Linked DNA regions of Homo sapiens: region 2 is linked to region 1. A link is a contact called in ENCODE Hi-C or POLR2A ChIA-PET data. All regions are on one chromosome and are shown on one strand. Each heading gives the region's core, a stretch centred on a gene start or an enhancer-like site at or near the end of the contact. The rest is flanking DNA. Distances are from core to core; before and after follow the strand shown.

The links. A loop is a pair of places that touch in the nucleus more often than their neighbours do. ChIA-PET counts read pairs that join two places held with the same protein, here RNA polymerase II (POLR2A). Pooled maps may share reads with other maps.
Region 2: a pooled map shows a loop between it and region 1 (3-fold over the local background). The contact joins two enhancer-like sites. A Hi-C loop is called at or near these places in 3 of 168 maps with a recorded cell type or tissue (Ramos, adrenal gland and heart left ventricle) and 4 of 50 pooled maps. POLR2A ChIA-PET finds 5 or more read pairs at or near these places in 2 of 52 experiments (HEK293 and Panc1).

What each region holds. Positions count from the first base shown.
Region 1 is chr11:73,333,541-73,336,886 of GRCh38, forward strand. The region is part of intron 1 of ARHGEF17 (Rho guanine nucleotide exchange factor 17); the gene reads left to right. It overlaps LOC124902710 (a long non-coding RNA gene), which reads left to right. Exons shown (of 2, transcript XR_007062774.1): 2 at 1-3,346. Among named protein-coding and RNA genes, the nearest start is that of ARHGEF17-AS1, 26 kb to the left of the region's middle. RefSeq lists an enhancer at 1-441. Within about 2 kb of position 2,076, at least 7 of the 41 ENCODE cell types and tissues checked have a DNase peak (open chromatin) inside an H3K27ac peak, as active enhancers do.
Region 2 is chr11:73,659,969-73,663,769 of GRCh38, forward strand. PLEKHB1 (pleckstrin homology domain containing B1) reads left to right here. Exons shown (of 8, transcript NM_021200.3): 7 at 785-884; 8 at 1,498-2,851. The coding sequence ends at 1,634. Among named protein-coding and RNA genes, the nearest start is that of PLEKHB1, 15 kb to the left of the region's middle. RefSeq lists enhancers at 313-1,157, 1,158-2,000 and a silencer at 1,063-1,234. Within about 2 kb of position 1,368, at least 5 of the 41 ENCODE cell types and tissues checked have a DNase peak (open chromatin) inside an H3K27ac peak, as active enhancers do.

The DNA.
Region 1 (3,346 bases), core at 826-3,325:
TGCCCCTGGACATCCTGACCACCCTATGCTTGCCTGGTGTGATGGGAGGGGGCTTCCCTCGGCTCTGGGTTATGCCAGAGTCCCCAGGGGCAGGGCTGGAGTGACCGACTGATGGGTAGAACTTACTCTCCCCTCAGAGTGTCACCCGGGTCCTGGAACAGGGTGGGAGTAGGGGAGGTAGGGGCCACAGTGCAACCCAGCTGGTTGGGCCTCTCTGGACAAGCTACAGTGGGAGAGCTCCAGAGGCCTGGTCTGGTCTGGTTCTAGCTCAGCTGACTGTCTGCCACCCTGGGGGTCATGAGACATTTCCTCTTTGAGCCTCTGTGCCCATATATCAAATGCGTAGAAATGGTCCCTTCTCTGCCTCCCTCCTTCAAGAGAGGATTGAACATGGACATTCTAAACTAATCAGTGCACATTAATTACACTGATACTTGCTTTCATTCATCCTCAAATTCACAAATGTGAACTGAGCACTTAACTGTGGGTCAGTCTCTGTTGTAGGCATGGAAGCTGCTGGAACAAGGCAGAAGTGCACCCTCCCTTTTGGAGCTCACAGACTTTGTTATATGTCCCTTAGTACCTGGGCAGCTTGCCTGAGTGCAAGCCTGACATATAGTAGGTCTTTCAATATGCCAAAAAGGAGGCTGCTGATTGGGGAATTAGCACCAGGCAGTTTGGTCAGTGCCCTGGTCTATAGCAGGGATAGGTCAGGGAGGGTGGAGGACTTAAAAGAAACTTCCAGGAAGAGGCAGAGCATAAAAGTTAGATGGCGTTTAAACAGGGCCAAGAGCAAGGAGGGCAGCCCAGGCAGAGGAGCAGTCTACACAAAGATGGAGAGGTGGGGAGGAGACTGGGGTTGGACAGTGGTGAAGAGACCAGCCTGGCTAGAGGAGAGGCTGGGAGGTCACACACGTAGGCTGCTGGGGGCTGATTGCACTTCAGGCTTCCCTAGGTCTCTGGTGGCATGAATAGAATTTCTGGCACTATGGTAAGTGGGGAAGACAGCCTCTTTTGGCTGTGGGGCTTCAAGAGCCCCCAGGATTTATCTTCAGCCGAGGCAGGCTCTGGCCCCCTCCTTCCTGCCTCAGCTCCTTGGGGCTCTGGCTGAGGCTGACCTGGCCTTTCCCAGGGTGCCTGGCCCACAGCCCAGTGAGTCATCTTCTGCACCAGAGGCAGGACACCCCATCCCACCGACAACACATGACTGCAGCCCTTCCCCCTGCTCCTGGGTCTGAGGGAGGGAGAGAACAAGAGGGGCTGGAAACAGACCCTGGATAACTTCCGTTCCCACGATCCCAGCCCCCCTGCAGGCTGGGGAACTGGGTGGAGGATAGGGAAGGGATCCCTGCTTTCCAGTGCTCTGTGCAGGTCAGGAATCAGAGGCTGAACGGTGGTGGTCCTGGGCCACAGGGCCTGATTCCCTGAGCACTGGTCTGGTGCTGAGCCAGTGTTAGACATTTTGAATGAAATAACTTTTAGAGCTGGGAGAGGAGGGCCCCTGGAGGTCATCTCATTCATAGGTTTTAAGCCAGGGCTGGGACCACAGGCCAGGCCAGTATGTAGGCAGAAGTGTGCATAGGGGAAGGTGGGTGCATTTCCTGGGAGCCCTAAAGCAGGAGTTGCCAGATTTAGCAAGTCCTACCTACCCTAAGGCCTCATGGGATTACCAGTGGGGTCCTTCTCGACTGCCAAGGGCAGGGCAACCTCCCCTGCTCAGACTCAGATGTGGGACCCAGAAGATCTGGGTTCTGGTTTCTCTGCCTGTAAAATGGGGGTGACAGTCCCAGCCTCTTGGGCTGAGAGGATGATTGCATTCAAAGCTTCTGAGCTCCTAAGATGTTTTTCACATCTGTTGGGGGTCTGTCTATCCATCTACTTCTCAAGCCCCACCTCCTGCTTCCCGCTATTATCCATAATGAGAAACTTTTCCTTCCCAGCCTGGAAGGTCCAGCTGTATCTTCTTGAAATTGGGAGGGAGGGGGGCGGATCTCAGAGAAGAAAGAAAGGGAAAAAACCCACATTAAAAAAAAAACCCACCAGTTAAATTCAAACCACATGCACCACAGCCCCTGCCATGTGGGCCTCTGCTGCCACCTGTGGGCGTCTGGTGGAAGTGCAGTTCTTGGGGCTTCAGCTTCCTCACTGGAGCCATAGGCTTAATCCTGAAGCCTGAAATCAGGAAGGAAGGTCAAGCTGTCCATCCTCCACCTCTGAGCATGACCTCACCCCCACCACCTCTGCTGCCAGGAAGCCTGGTGGGGAATTTAGAATCCATCTACACCTTCCCTTCTCCCCCATTTGTTTACAGAGGGGGAAACTGAATCCCAGAGTGGAGAGGAATTTGGCTAAAGTTGCAAAGCAAGACAGTCAATAGATAAGTATTGTACACCTACTGTATGTCAAGAGACCTGGTCTCTGCTCTTATGGATCTTCTGGTTGTGGAAAGCAGGGAGCAGACATTGAGACCGTCCTATTTCCATCTAACTCCCAGCCATCCATGGAAGAGAATACAGCCTCCTACCTTCTCATTCAAGGTGCTCTGGGCTTGGCTTGACTTCTTGTTAATGTGCTCTGTGACCCTGGTGAGGTCACTCAGCTTCTCTGATATGCCAGTTACTTGGGGTCAAATCCCAGCTTTGCCACATCCTGACTTCATAACCTCAGGCAAGTTGCTTTGCTTCCTGGAGCCTTTGTTTCCTCATCTGTAAAATGGCCATAACAGGAATACATAACTCAGAGGACTGGTGTGAGGACTAAATGAGATAATACATGAGAAACAGTGCCTCACTAAACATTAGCCAGCTGTATACATGAGCTCCCACCAAGGATACAGTGAGCACACCTCATTCCCAGAGGTCTAGGAGGGGGCTGGGAGCGCAGTGGGTACGGGGGTCCCTTCTGGGCTAAGAGTGCACCAGCAAGGTTCAGCAGTTAGAAGTCGGGCCTGAGTCCCAGCATAAGGAATGAGGGCTACCACCTCCATCCTCCTTTCAGCCAGCAGGGACAGTTTCTGGAAGGAGTGGTGAGGTTGGAGTCCCAGCTGGACCCCTCTGGGGCAATAGATGAAATCTAGCCTGTGCAGAAATCATCCCCTTCCTTCATTTCTCCTGTCAGCATATGAAGGACCCTGGGTTCACATTCCGTCTCTTCCACTCACTGCCTGTGTGACCATGGCTCCTCCACCTCCCTGATCCTCAGTTTCCTCAGCTAGGCACTTCTCACTGAGAGTCATGCAGTGTGGTCGGATAGTGCTGGGCTGGAATTACCTTGAAGGCATCCTCACTCACAAATTGGTGATTAATGCTGGCATTTGGCTGGACCTCATCTGGCCTGTCAGCTGGCA
Region 2 (3,801 bases), core at 118-2,617, 330 kb after region 1:
GTTCCATAAGATTATAATGGAGCTGAAAATTTCCTATCACCTAGTGATGTTGTAGCCATGATAATGTCGTAGGGCAATGCATTACATTTTCTACATTTATATATGATTAGTTAGATAACAAATACCATTGTGTTACAATTGCCTACAGTATTCAGGGCAGTAGCCTGCTGAACAGGTTTGTTGGCTTGGAGCAATAGGATATACCATATACTCTAGGTGTGTGCCACCTAGGTTTGTTTGTAAGTACACTCTATGATATTCACATAACTAAAATTGCCTAAGGACGCATTTCTCAGACTGTATCCCTGTTGTTTAAAAGACGCATAACTGTATTTTAGTTACTTCTCATCCCTATCCTTCCTTTCCCTTCCTTCCTCCCCAACCCCTGTTTATTTCCTGGGCCTGGGGCTTGGCCATGTTCCCCTCCTTGTGACTAGTAGAGCTGGGTCTTTCAAGTGGCATTATTGTAGAGCTGCTAGCAAATATTAGACTACCTATAAGGAGAAATTGGGAGCCATAGAGAATTTTTTGAGCTAGGTGGGAGGCCAGAGTTGGAGAATGGGTGTCACTGGGAGCTGGATGTAGGGCAGAAGTTTTAGAGGACCGTGGACCTTGTGGGGAGGGCAGGGCCTTTCTCCAAGAGCTTGCTAGTGGCTGGAGGCCCATTTCTAAACTTGGGGAGGTGGCTCCATGGATCCCAGAGAGGCCTGTGCCAGGCGTGGGGGTAGGGGACCAAATCCGGGCCAGGGAGTTCCTGGGCACCTGACATGGTTGGATTCCCCAGGTGCGCGTCTACAGCCCGTACCAAGACTACTACGAGGTGGTGCCCCCCAATGCACACGAGGCCACGTATGTCCGCAGCTACTACGGACCGCCCTACGCAGGTAAGTCTCCAGCGTGCCCCGGGGCTTGCCTCGATCCAGCACCGATTCAGCGCCAGGCCCAGCCCACGGTCCGTAAGTCCGGACCAGGCTTCATCCTTTTAGCGTGCACGGATTTTCCCAGGCAGAACTCTCCGCAAGCCCCTCTCCATCCTGAGACTGGGAGAGCTCTGGAACCAGCGTTCGTCTCGAGCTGACCTCACCCTTCTGGGATGGCTCCTCAGCCCTGCGGTCGGCAATACCCATTCCTGAGCCGGTAGCGGCCCCTGGTGGCTACTGCGGGAATGCTGCCTCCTCCCCGCTCTGGGGCCTGGCGGTTGGGAATGCCCATCGTTAGGCGCCTGGTGGTTGTGCTTAGCGATCTCAGGGTTTCCTCGCTGCTCCGCCCTAGCCTGCCGTAGCGGACCCGTAGGTTCCGGGACATCCGTAGCCGATCCAAGGCCTGGGAGCCGTAGGGTGGAGCTCTTCCCGCGTCTAGATCTGTTCTTTGACTGGGGAGCAGGAGAGTGGGTTCGGCGCCTTACACTGGGTTGGGCTGGAGTGATGCAGGAAGGGTACGAAGATCACTCTACTCCCTCCTAAGTCGCTGATCCTCATGGGCTGTCTCCCTCTGCAGGCCCTGGCGTGACGCACGTGATAGTGCGGGAGGATCCCTGCTACAGCGCCGGCGCCCCTCTGGCCATGGGCATGCTTGCGGGAGCCGCCACTGGGGCGGCGCTGGGCTCGCTCATGTGGTCGCCCTGCTGGTTCTGAGCCCTGGGACTCGGAGCACTGACCCCTGCGCTTGGATTGCTAGACTCCTCTTCCTCCTGGACCCCATCCTCTACCATCCAAGCCCTGTCCCACTTTGGCCCTATCCTCTCCATTAGCTCCTTCCGGGTTTGGACCATTCCCCCCACTCCCTACCCTTAATCCCCACATGGGAAGAAGCTATCATCACAGGTACAAACATCGCTTGAAGTCTTCACATCTACCACTAGACACCCCCAAAATCTGTTATAGACATTTATGGATACATTTCCTCTAAACACAACAGGGCACAGCAAATACGACTTCATTTGGCTTCGAGTTCCCCAGGCGCTGTAGACACAACATGAATCGGGCTCTCTGCTCTCTCCTTAGGGAGCTCGAGTCCTGGTGGGGAGAACAGGAGTAAACAAGGACTTGACAAAGCTGAAGAGTTATCAGTCCTTTGACAAGGACAGGTGGGGCAGGGAGCAAGACAGGTAGGCTGGAAGAACAGTTATTGGCAAGTATGCAGAGCCGTGAACGTCATGGCATGTCCAAGGAATTAAATGGGAGTTCATTTGGGCTGGGGTGGAGGCTGGGATCAGACCGTGGTGGGCCTTCAAGCTAAGGAGCTTCCTAGGTGAAAGGGGAGATGTGAGCCTTCTCTGGAGGGAAGTTTCATGATTGCATCTATAATGAATATATTGCCTGTTTTGTGAATACTGACACATGTCCATACCTAAAACACTCCTGAGTCAAGTCCCATCCTTCCCACAAACAGCTTCCTGGCTGGTACCCATGATAACAATTGAGCTGAACCTGGGGACCCCTGGTTGGGGAACAGGTGAGTTCTATTTGAGACTTCCAGCCCTAGAAAGCTGCCTCCGTCCAGAAATGCCTCTCACACCAGGAGCTCGGCCCTCTCTTTGTAGCTGTGACTGTCACCCTCTCAGGCTTTGTCTCATCCTTCATTCTGAATAAGATGGCAGTGTTCTCCTCTGGGGCCTGATCCACCTCTACACCAGCCCAGGAAGCCCCATCTGTGCCTGCCCTCAGGTGGTCCACCAGTCTCCCCCTTTGGTTCCCTTCCAGTCTCTTCCCCCTTTCTATCCCAATCACCAATAGAAATGCTAACATCCCTGCCTGGTAGCCAGACTAGCCCACTAAAGCTCCCCTGTAAATGGGGGCTCCATTAGTTCTGCTGCCGAGACTAATAAAGATTTGGTTGGCTCTAGCAGTAACTGTGGCTTGCTTTGTTCCCCCAGAAGGCCCTGTTTCCCTCTCCATGATCCAGCAGCTACTAGTGCCTTCACTGGTCTAGTGAAAAAGAGTGTGGATTCTGAGATCAGTTGGAACTGGTGACAGCATATTAGCTGAGTCATTTGGGGCAAGTCACTTAACCTTTCTGGATTTTGTTTTCCCTACACTTAAGGTAGCTGGTTGAAGTTGACCATTCCTGAGGGCTCAAGAGGAGGGACTGCCTTGGAGTCTCTGTTGTCTGAGCTGATGGATGATCCAAGCCAGGTCCTGCCTGCTTTCTGAGAATCCTGTTCATGTTGGAGTCTTTTCCAGTAGGTTCCCATCCTTCTAGAGTTGAATCAATGAATTGTTCTCATAGAAAACCAGGTGGTCAGGAAAGGAAACACCATCATCCTGCATCAGGCTTCTTGGGGCTGTCAGATAGAAACTCCCTGTTCAAACTGATTTAAGCCAAAGGGAAAAGGTTAAGCCACATAACTGAGAAGTCCAAGAGCTGTGTGATCCAGGGGCTCAAAGAGTGTCACTTAGACTTTGCTTTGTTTCCATCTTTACACCTGCAGGGCTGGCTCATTTGGAAGCTGCAGTGATGTTCAGCAGCTCCAGGCTAATGCCCTCCTGAGTTCAAGTCCAACCAAGAGAATTTCTCTTCCTCTAACAGTATGACTGAAAGTCCTGGGCCTGGTAGACATCAGTCTAAATTGGGTCCTGTGGCCATCCCTGCATCAACCCCAGTGGTCTGGAAACGGATGGTCTAAAATAACAGGGCTTACAGCAGGGGTGGGATGGTGTCCCAGAGGAAATTCAGGGCACTGTTCCCAGAAGTAGGATGAATAGATGAAAGCTGGTTGGCAAAAATATCAGGTATTCACCTCAGCCACAGTTCCAGAGACACCAACTTAGAGGTGAGACATGTATAAAAACAGCAATGATT